Regions from separate parts of the Homo sapiens genome. Here region 1 is linked to region 2. Evidence: chromatin loops called from intact Hi-C (ENCODE). Cell type or tissue: CD14-positive monocyte. All regions are shown on one strand. Each heading gives the region's core, and the rest is flanking DNA. Links, peaks and the distances in the headings are about the cores only. Region 1 holds the start of LOC105375431 (a long non-coding RNA gene). Region 2 overlaps ZAN (zonadhesin).

Region 1 (4,380 bases), core at 100-4,099, 190 kb before region 2:
CCGGGGTCAGCTCTGTCTTGCTGTTGTTGTTCACCTTGATGGAGTCAGGCTTAAAACACAGGGCTGCGGAAACACAGGCACAGATGGAATGGGCGGGGCAGATCAAGGGGTTAAGGTCAAGGGGTTAGCGCCAGGAGGCAGGATAGGCACAGGGAGGGCAGTGAGGGCTCTCTCCGTCTGGGAGAGCCCTCTCCCAGACGGAGAGAGCCACAGGCGAAGACTCCTGTTGCCTGCCTCATCTCCCCTGAATAATCCGAGGTCTTCAGCCATCCGGGAAATGCTGACCATGACAATCAGGGGGTCTCTTTCCCAGTACCGAGGTCACGGGGAGACCCTCCCTAGCCCCACCCTTGACACCGTTGTGTGTGGACTTATTCCCCTTCTCCCAACCTGCCAGAGGTACCACAGGGCTGGCACCTGAGCCCAGTGGCCCCCTGGCTGAGCTGGAGTGGGCTGGGGTGACACCTCAGGCCCTGGCCCCTCCCTCCAGCCTGGGCTCACTCTGGGAGTCCTGGCAGCTGTTCACATCCTGGCTGGCGTTCTGCAGCCCCTCCTTCAGCGTGGTCTTCACCTGCTCATACTCGCTCTCCAGCTGGGGGCTGAAGGGCATCTCCAGCAGGACCAGGTAGTCCACCACGATGCTGCCATTCCTGAGGGGTCCACAGCCTTAGAGAGTGCCCCAGCCAGGAACATATGGGTCCTTGGAGGGGCACCTCCAGAAGCAACCCAAAGTGCACCAGAAGGGGGAAGGGAGCAGAGGTCATGAGTTGGGATGCCACGTGCATCCTTTTCAGAAGGGGCTGCCAGCATTCCTGACTTGGTCTGCCTGGGAAGGCAGGACAAGGAATGACTGACATGATTGACTTCCTCTCTCTGTGTGTTTTATAGAGACAAAGTCTTGCTGTCACCCAGGCTGGAGTGCAGTGGTATCATTGTAGCTCACTGCAGCCTCCAACTCCTGGGCTAAAGTGATCCTTTCTCCTCAGCCTCCCAAGTATCAGGGACTACAGGTGTGCACTACCATGCCTGGCTAATCATTTTATTATTATTATTATTATTACTATTTTTACTGTTGTAGGGATGGGTTCTCACTATGTTGCCCAGGCTGGTCTTGAACTGCTTTCAGGTGATCCACCCGCCTAGCCTACCCAAAGTGCTAGGATTGCAAGTGTGAGCCACCACATCTGGCCTGACGTTCTCTTCTTGTTGCATCAAGCCATCATCCACCGGGCGCCCCTAGACGTGCGTTCTCTCCCTCTCTCTCTTTCTCTCTCTCTCTTTCTAATGCTGACCCACTCAGTAGAGCAGGGGCCAGCCAGAGGGGGACAAAGTCATCAATCCAGGCACCACCTTCCCACATGTCCCTGCAACTTCTCTCCTTCCAGTGTGCTGAAGAAGAGAGGTGCCACCCCTCCTCCAGATAAATGGCCCCAGAAAACGATCCGAAAAAATACCCAGGGAGTGATTCCTTATGTACCCCCTCCACCCCTCTTTATAAAATCTGATGATTACAAAAGAAAGGAATGGGTTTTTTGTGTGCGCACATTTCCCCCACCCAACACCGCCTCCGCATCCCCAGATGGGTCTCCTACCTCAGGGACAGGATCTCCACACCCTTGAAGGTGAAGCCCTGCATGTCTGCAAAAATCTTCTGCATCTGAAACACCAAGGATCCCTGGGCTCACGTCCGAACCTGCAGACCTGAGGGGACCCAGACGCCCAACCCCAGCTCCAGGGAAGACCCTTCAATTCCCCTCCCCGGCCGGGTGCCGTGGCTCACGCCTGTAATCCCAACACTTTGGGAGGACGAGGCAGGTGGATCACAAAGTCAGTAGTTCGAGACCAGTCTGGCCAACATAGTGAAAACCCGTCTCTACTAAAAATACAAAACATTAGCCAGGTGTCATGGTGTGCACCTGTAATCCCAGCTACTTGGGAGGCTGAGGCAAGAGAATCATGTGAACCCGGGAGGCGGAGGTTGCAGTGACCCAAGATCGCACCATTGCACTCCAGCCAGGGTGAGAGTGCGAGACTACACCTCAAAAAAAAAAAAAAAATCCCCTCTCTTTGCCCTTTACCTGATTCCAGAAGGTCTTGTTGAAATCCCTGTAGGCCTGGGAAGTGTTGTCATTGAGGTCCGGCGAGAACTGCTGATCCACAGACACTTCCATGCCCACCTCGGTCTCCACTACATCTACACAGAGCATGCATGTCCCCAGTCACTTCTCTGTCTGCTTTTGTCTGAAGCCACCAACACCACCACCCCAACCCACAGGCTCCTCCTGCTGCTCCCCTCCAAGATCCCTGAGGACTGATGCCCAGAGGCAGGAACAGATGTAGGAATTCCAGGATGCATTATGCCTCAGGAGGCTGAGGCAGGAGAATCACTTGAACTCAGGAGGCGGAGGTTGTAGTGAGCCGAGATTGCATCACTGCACTCCAGCCTGGGCCACAGAGTGAGACTGTCTCTCAAGAAAATGAAAAAGAAAGATAGAGAGAGAGAGAGAAAAAGAAAGAAAGAAAGAAAGAAAGAGAGAGAGAGAGAGAAAGAAAGAAAGAGAAAGAAAGAAGGAAAGAAAGAAAGGGAGAAAGCATTGTGTGAAGATGAGGGAAAGAAGAAAAGAAAGGAAAGAAAAGAAAGAGAAAGAAAGAAAGAAAAAGAGAAAGAAAAAAAGAAAAGAGAAAGAGACAAAAGAAAAGAAGAAAAGAAAGAAGAGAGCGAGAGGAAGGAAGGAATTGTGTGGAGATGAGTGAAAGCAGGCAGAAAGATAGCGGTCAGCCTGTGGTCCCTCCTGGCTGCCCCCATAGTGGGAAGATGTCCATGTCCTAATCCCCAGAACTGTGACTATGCTATACTACATGGCAAGGGAGGATCAAGGGTGCAGATTGAATTAGATTGCTAATCAGCCTAACTTTTTTTTATTGTTGAGATAGGGTCTCATTCTGTCATCCAGGCTGAAGTGCAATAGGGGGATCATAGCTCACTGCAGCCTTGAACTCCCAGGCTCAAGTGATTCTCCCACCTCAGCCTTCCAAATAACTGGGACCACAGGCATGAGCCACCATGCCCAGGTAAGTTTTTTTTTTTTTTTTTTTTTTTTTTTTTTTTTTTTGAGACGGAGTCTCGCTCTGTCGCCCAGGCTGGAGTGCAGTGGCGGGATCTCGGCTCACTGCAAGCTCCGCCTCCCGGGTTCACGCCATTCTCCCGCCTCAGCCTCCCAAGTAGCTGGGACTACAGGCGCCCGCCACTACGCCCGGCTAATTTTTTGTATTTTTAGTAGAGACGGGGTTTCACCGTTTTAGCTGGGATGGTCTCGATCTCCTGACCTCGTGATCCGCCCGCCTCGGCCTCCCAAAGTGCTGGGATTACAGGCGTGAGGTAAGTTTTTAAAATTTTTTGTGGAGATGAGGGTCTCGCTGTGTTGCCCAGGCTGGTCCTGAACTCCTCGCCTCAAGCGATACTCCCTCCTCGGCCTTCCAAAGTGCAGGGATTATAAGACAATCAGCTGATTTTTTTTTTTCTTTTAAGACAGAGTCTCACTCTCCCTCTGTCATCTACGCTAGTGTGCAGTGGCGAAATCTCGCTTTACTGCAATATCCACCTCCTGGATTCAAGCGATTTTCCTGCCTCAGCCTCCTGAATAGTGAGGATTTAGGCATCTGCCACCATGCCCAACTAATAGTAGAGACAGTTTCACCATGTTGGCCAGGCTAGTCTCCAACTCCTGACCTCAGGTGATCCTACCCCCTCAGCCTCCCAAACTGCTGGGATTACAGGTGTGAGCCACCCCGCCCGGCGTAATCAGCTGATCTTGAGAAAATTAACATAGACTATTTGGGGAGGAGGCAAAGTTATCACAAGGGTCCTTAACAGTGGGAGAAGCAATTGAGGAGGCCAGAGTTCATTAGAGGGAGATGAGGCTATGGGAGAAAGACACAGAGAGATGCAGGCTTGCTGTGGGAGGCTCCAGAAGCTGCAAAGGGCAAAAAAATGGATTCTTCCCTGGAGCCGCTGAAAGACAACACAGCCCTGGTGACGCCTTGATTTCAGCCCAGTGACACCCACATCAGACTTCTAATCTACAGAATTCTAACATGATAATGTCGTGTTGTTCCAGCAGCCAGATTTGTGTTTGTTGGCCCGGCAGCAGTTGGAAACTGATACAGCTCCAAGCAGCCCAAGTCAGGAGATGGGCCCAGGAGGGAGGGTAGTCCCAGCCACCTCCTAAGGGTGAGGACGGAGAGGAGCATGACACAGGGCAGCGGAGGGCATGGGAGAGATGGCAGGGAGGGAAGGACCGGGCAAAAAGGCATGGGTGCCTCCAGGCCCCACAGAGGGATAAGTCTGGGGAGAGTCAGTGACACCCTGTGGGAGGAAGT
Region 2 (4,380 bases), core at 300-4,299:
CCCAGGCTGGTCTTGAACTACTAGCCTCAAGTGATTCTCCCACTTCAGCTTCCCAAACCACTGGGATTACAGGCATGAGCCACCATGCCTGGCCTCCAGGAAAAGATTTATTTATTTAGAGACGGAGTTTTGTCGCCCAGGCTGGAGTGCAATGGCACGATCTCTGCTCACTGCAACCTCTGCCTCCTGGGTTCAAGCAATTCTCCTGCCTCAGCCTCTCGAGTAGCTGGGATTATAGGCTAATTTTTGTATTTTTAGTAGAGACGGGGTTTAGCCATGTTGGTCAGGCTGGTCTTGAACTTCTGGTCTCAAGTGATCCACCCGCCTTGGCCTTCCAAAGTGCTGAGATTACAAGTGTGAGCCATGGCGTCTGGCCCCAGGGAAGGATTTATAATATCCCATCTAAGTTGGTGGCCGCTACAGGAGAAGGATGGGTGAGCCCCAAGGTTCCCTTCTCAGCAGTTGGAGGTCATCTTACCCACCAGAAGCTCTTGGTTGCAGCAGAGTTACCAGTCAAAACCTGAAACCCAGTGCTACAGGCAGCAGGGAGTCTGTTGGGGAGTTGGGAGAGTGGGCCTCAGGGCTGTGGAGTCCCCCCATCACCGTGGTCCTCCTACCTGAGGCCCGACAATGGAGCAGCCCATCCAGGGCCCAGCATATCTGGTTGGGTTTGCAGGTGCTCTGGAAGCAGGTGATGTTGTTGTGGACGGAGCAGGTGCAGAGCCTGGTGCAGGTGTTCTCTGTGTACCAGCGCTCCCCGACCTGTGGGCCACAGGGATCAGCTGAGCCAACAGAAAGTTGGAATTGGGAGATGGGCCAACGCCCCAGTTGAAGCTGGGTGCAGCATCTGCCCTTCCTCCTCGCCCCCCAGCCTTGGCCAGCCCTGCCCCTCCCAGGTTCTGAGCCTTCCTCCTGCCTCTCCTGAGCTTGCCCTGACCCCAAACATGTGGGCCTGGAAAGGGCGGGGCCCCTCCTAGCTGGCCTCTCACCGGGTGGTAGGAGCCCGCTGGGTCAGTGCAGCCACACTGGCCAAGGGGCACGCAGGAGGTTCCACTCAAGATGTGGCCTTTCTGACATTCACAGCTCTCAGCACAGGGCAGTGCTTTGGGGCAGTCCCTCGGGTTGTTTATGCTGCTGCAGGTGTCTGGGCAGGGGCTGCTGCAGGGGCTGTAGCTGCTGCCAGGTGGGCACCTCATAGCTAAAGAAAATGAGAGCATTAGGAAGAGTGGGGTGGCATGTCCAGCCCCCAAACCTTGGGGCATCAAAAGCTCCTAGTAGTGGCCAGGAGCGGTAGCTCGCACATGTAATCCCAGCACTTTGGGAGGCCGAGGCAGGTGGATCACCTGAGGTCAGGAGTTCGAGAACAGGCTGGCCAACATGGTGAAAAACCGACTCTACTAAAAATACAAAAATTAGCCAGGCGTGGTGGCACACGCCTGTAGTCCCAGCTACTTGGGGTGGCACACGCCTGTAGTCCCAGCTACTTGGGTGGCTGAGACACGAGAATCTCTTGAACCTGAGAGGCAGAGGTTGCAATGAGGCGAGGTCAGACCACTGCACTCCAGCCTGGGCGACAGCGAGACTCTCAAAAGCAAAAAAAAAAAAAAACAAACAAAAAAAAAACAGACATAAAATCTACAATTTTAACAATTTTTTTTTTCTTGTAGACAGTCTCGCTCTGTCGCCCAGGCTGGAGTGCAGTGGCATGATCTTGGGTCACTGCAAGCTCCACCTCCCAGATTCACGCCATTCTCCTGCTTCAGCCTCCCGAGTAGCTGGGACTACAGGCGCCCACCACCACGCCTGGCTAATTTTTTGTATTTTTGGTAGAGACGGGGTTTCTCCGTGTTAGCCAGGATGGTCTCGATCTCCTGACCTCGTGATCCACCTGCCTCGGCCTCCCAAAGTGCTGGGATTACAGGCATGAGCCACCGCGCCCGGCAACAATTTTTTAAATGTACACTTCAACAGCACTAAGTACAGTCACATTGTCGTGCTGCCATTACCACCATCTACTGCCAGAACTTTTTGTTTTGTTTTGTTTTTCACTCTTGTTTTTTGTTTCACTCTTGTTGCCCAGGCTGGAGTGCAGTGGTGTGATCTCGGCTCACTGCAACCTCTGCCTCCCAGGTTCAAGCGATTCTCCCACCTCAGCCTCTTGAGTAGCTGATTACAGGTGCTTGCCACCACACCTGGCCAAGTTTTGTATTTTTAATAGAGACGGGGTTTCACCATGTTGACCAGGCTGGTCTCCAACTCCTGACCTCAGGTGATTCACCCATCTTGGCTTGAACACAGGAGGTAGAGGTTGCAGTGAGCCGAGATTGCGCCACTGCACTCCAGCCTGGGCAACAGAGTGAGACTCCGTCTCAAAAAAAAAAAAAAGAATTTAGAGGAAGAAAGGGAGGGCAGAATTCTGGAGGGTGCCTATGGGCTGTGGGAACAGGTGGCCAGTCACTCACGGCAGAAGGTTCTGTTCCGCCAGGCAGGGGCCTGGCCAGCCTGGGCACACAGGGACGCGTAGGCCTGCAGGGAGCGGCACAGGGCTGTGGTGTCGCCCTTGGTCCCACACTGACCATGCACGCAACTGGCAAAGCTGGACTGGGGAGGCACCACCTGGTGACATTGAGAGAAGGGTCCTGCAGGAAGAGAGAAGGCAGATGAGCCAGGGGAGGGGCCGGGAAGGAACAGGGCCATGTGGCTTCCCTGGGGCTGATTCGACATCCACTTCAGTCAAAACCTGGATTTTCCCGCCAGGCACAGTGGCTCACACCTGTAATCCCAGCACTTTGGGAGGCCGAGGTGGGCAGATCACTTGAGGTCAGGAGTTTGAGACCAGCCTGACCATCATGGTGAAACCCAATCTCTACTAAAAATACAAAAATTAGCAGGGCATAGTAGAGGGCACCTGTAGTCCAGGCAACTCGGGAGGTTGGGGCAGGAGAATCTCTTGAACCCAGGAGGCAAAGGTGGCAGTGAGCTGAGATTGTGCCATTGCACTCCAGCCTGGGCAACAGATCAAGACTCCGTCTCAAAAAAAAAAAACAAAAAAAAAACCTCCTGGATTTTCCAGCCTGAGCAATACAGTGAAACTGTGTCTGTACAAAAATTAGCCGGCCATGGTGGTGCACACCTGTAGTCCCAGCTACTCAGCAGGCTGAGGCAGGAGGATGAGCTATGATTGTGCCATTGCACTCCAACCTGGGTAACAGAGAATATAAACAAAACAAACAAACAAAACCCAGATTTGTGTGGTGGCTCCCGCCTATAACCTCAGCACTTTAGGAGGGCAAAGCAGGAGAATCACTTGAGCCCAGGAGTTCAAGACCAGCCTGGGCTGCATAGCAAGACCTCATCTCCAGAAAATATTTAAAAATTAGGCCAGGCATGATGGCTCATGCCTTTAATACCAGCACTTTGGGAGGCCAAGGCAGGTGGATCATTTGAGGTCAGGAGTTCAAGATCAGCCTGGCCAACATGGTGAAATGTTGTCTCTACTAAAGATACAAAAACTAGCCGGGTGTGGTGGCACAGGCCTGTAATCCCAGCTACTTGGGAAGCTGAGGTGGGAAAATAGCTTGCGCCTGGGAGGCAGAGGTTGCAGTGAGCTGAGATCACACCATTGCACTCCAGCCTGGGCAACAGAGTGAGAAAAAAAAAATTAGTTGGGCATGGTGGTGCATGCCTGTGGTCCCAGCTACTCTGAAGGCTGAGGCGGGAGGATTACTTGAGCCCAGGAGTTCAAGCCTGCAGTGAGCTGTGATCGTGCCACTGCACTCCAGCCTGGGCAACAGAGTGAGACCTTGTCTCTAAAAAACAAGAAAAAAGAAAAAACGGCCAGGCGTGGTGGCTTATGCCTGTCATCCCAACTACTTGGGAGGCCAAGGGGGAGGATCCCTTGGGGTCCATAGTTCGAGAACAGCCTGGGCTACATAGTGAGACTCCCCCATCTCTATTAAACTTTTTTTTTTTTTTTTTTGAGACAGAGTCTCACTCTGTCGCCCAGGCTGGAGTGCAGTGGCGAAATCTCGGCTCACTGCAACCTCTGCCTCCCAGGTTAAAGCGATTCTTCTGCCTCAGCCTCCCAAGTAGCTGGGACTACAGGTGCCCGTCACCAGGCCCAGCTAATTTTTTGTATTTTTAGTAGAGACGGGGTTTCACCATGCTAGCCAGGCTGGTCTCGAACTCCTGACCTCGGGATCTGCCCTCCTCGGCCTCCCAAAGTACTGGGATTACAGGCATGAGCCACTGCGCCCAGCCTATTAAAACATTTTTAATAGGAAAAAAAAAAAGAAATCCCGGATTTATCTACTGCCTGAGACACAAATACAGACCCATCAGTCATAGGTCCCAAGAAGGTGACTGCTGGCTGGCCCTGTG

The links. Peaks named below come from ENCODE experiments on the same cell type or tissue, not always from the same donor. Only the 100,000 strongest peaks of a DNase experiment are listed, where the experiment ranks them.
Region 1: a loop joins it to region 2, with 5 times the contacts of the local background. A loop is called at or near these places in 1 of 110 quality-filtered maps.

The regions. Positions count from the first base shown.
Region 1 is chr7:100,960,965-100,965,344 of GRCh38, reverse strand. MUC3A (mucin 3A, cell surface associated) reads right to left here. Exons shown (of 12, transcript NM_005960.2): 4 at 2,079-2,194; 5 at 1,593-1,657; 6 at 502-650; 7 at 1-63. LOC105375431 (a long non-coding RNA gene) reads left to right here and starts at 3,030. Exons shown (of 3, transcript XR_007060457.1): 1 at 3,030-3,072. It overlaps LOC124900622 (a long non-coding RNA gene), which reads left to right and starts at 538. Exons shown (of 3, transcript XR_007060456.1): 1 at 538-625; 2 at 1,079-1,242; 3 at 1,386-1,516. In CD14-positive monocyte, for the core only: a CTCF peak has its summit at 2,559; no DNase peak of the experiment used is centred there; H3K27me3 peaks cover 855 bases.
Region 2 is chr7:100,770,103-100,774,482 of GRCh38, reverse strand. It overlaps ZAN (zonadhesin), which reads right to left. Exons shown (of 48, transcript NM_003386.3): 29 at 2,463-2,639; 30 at 990-1,198; 31 at 618-762. Among named protein-coding and RNA genes, the nearest start is that of ZAN, 39 kb to the right of the region's middle. In CD14-positive monocyte, for the core only: no CTCF peak of the experiment used is centred there; no DNase peak of the experiment used is centred there.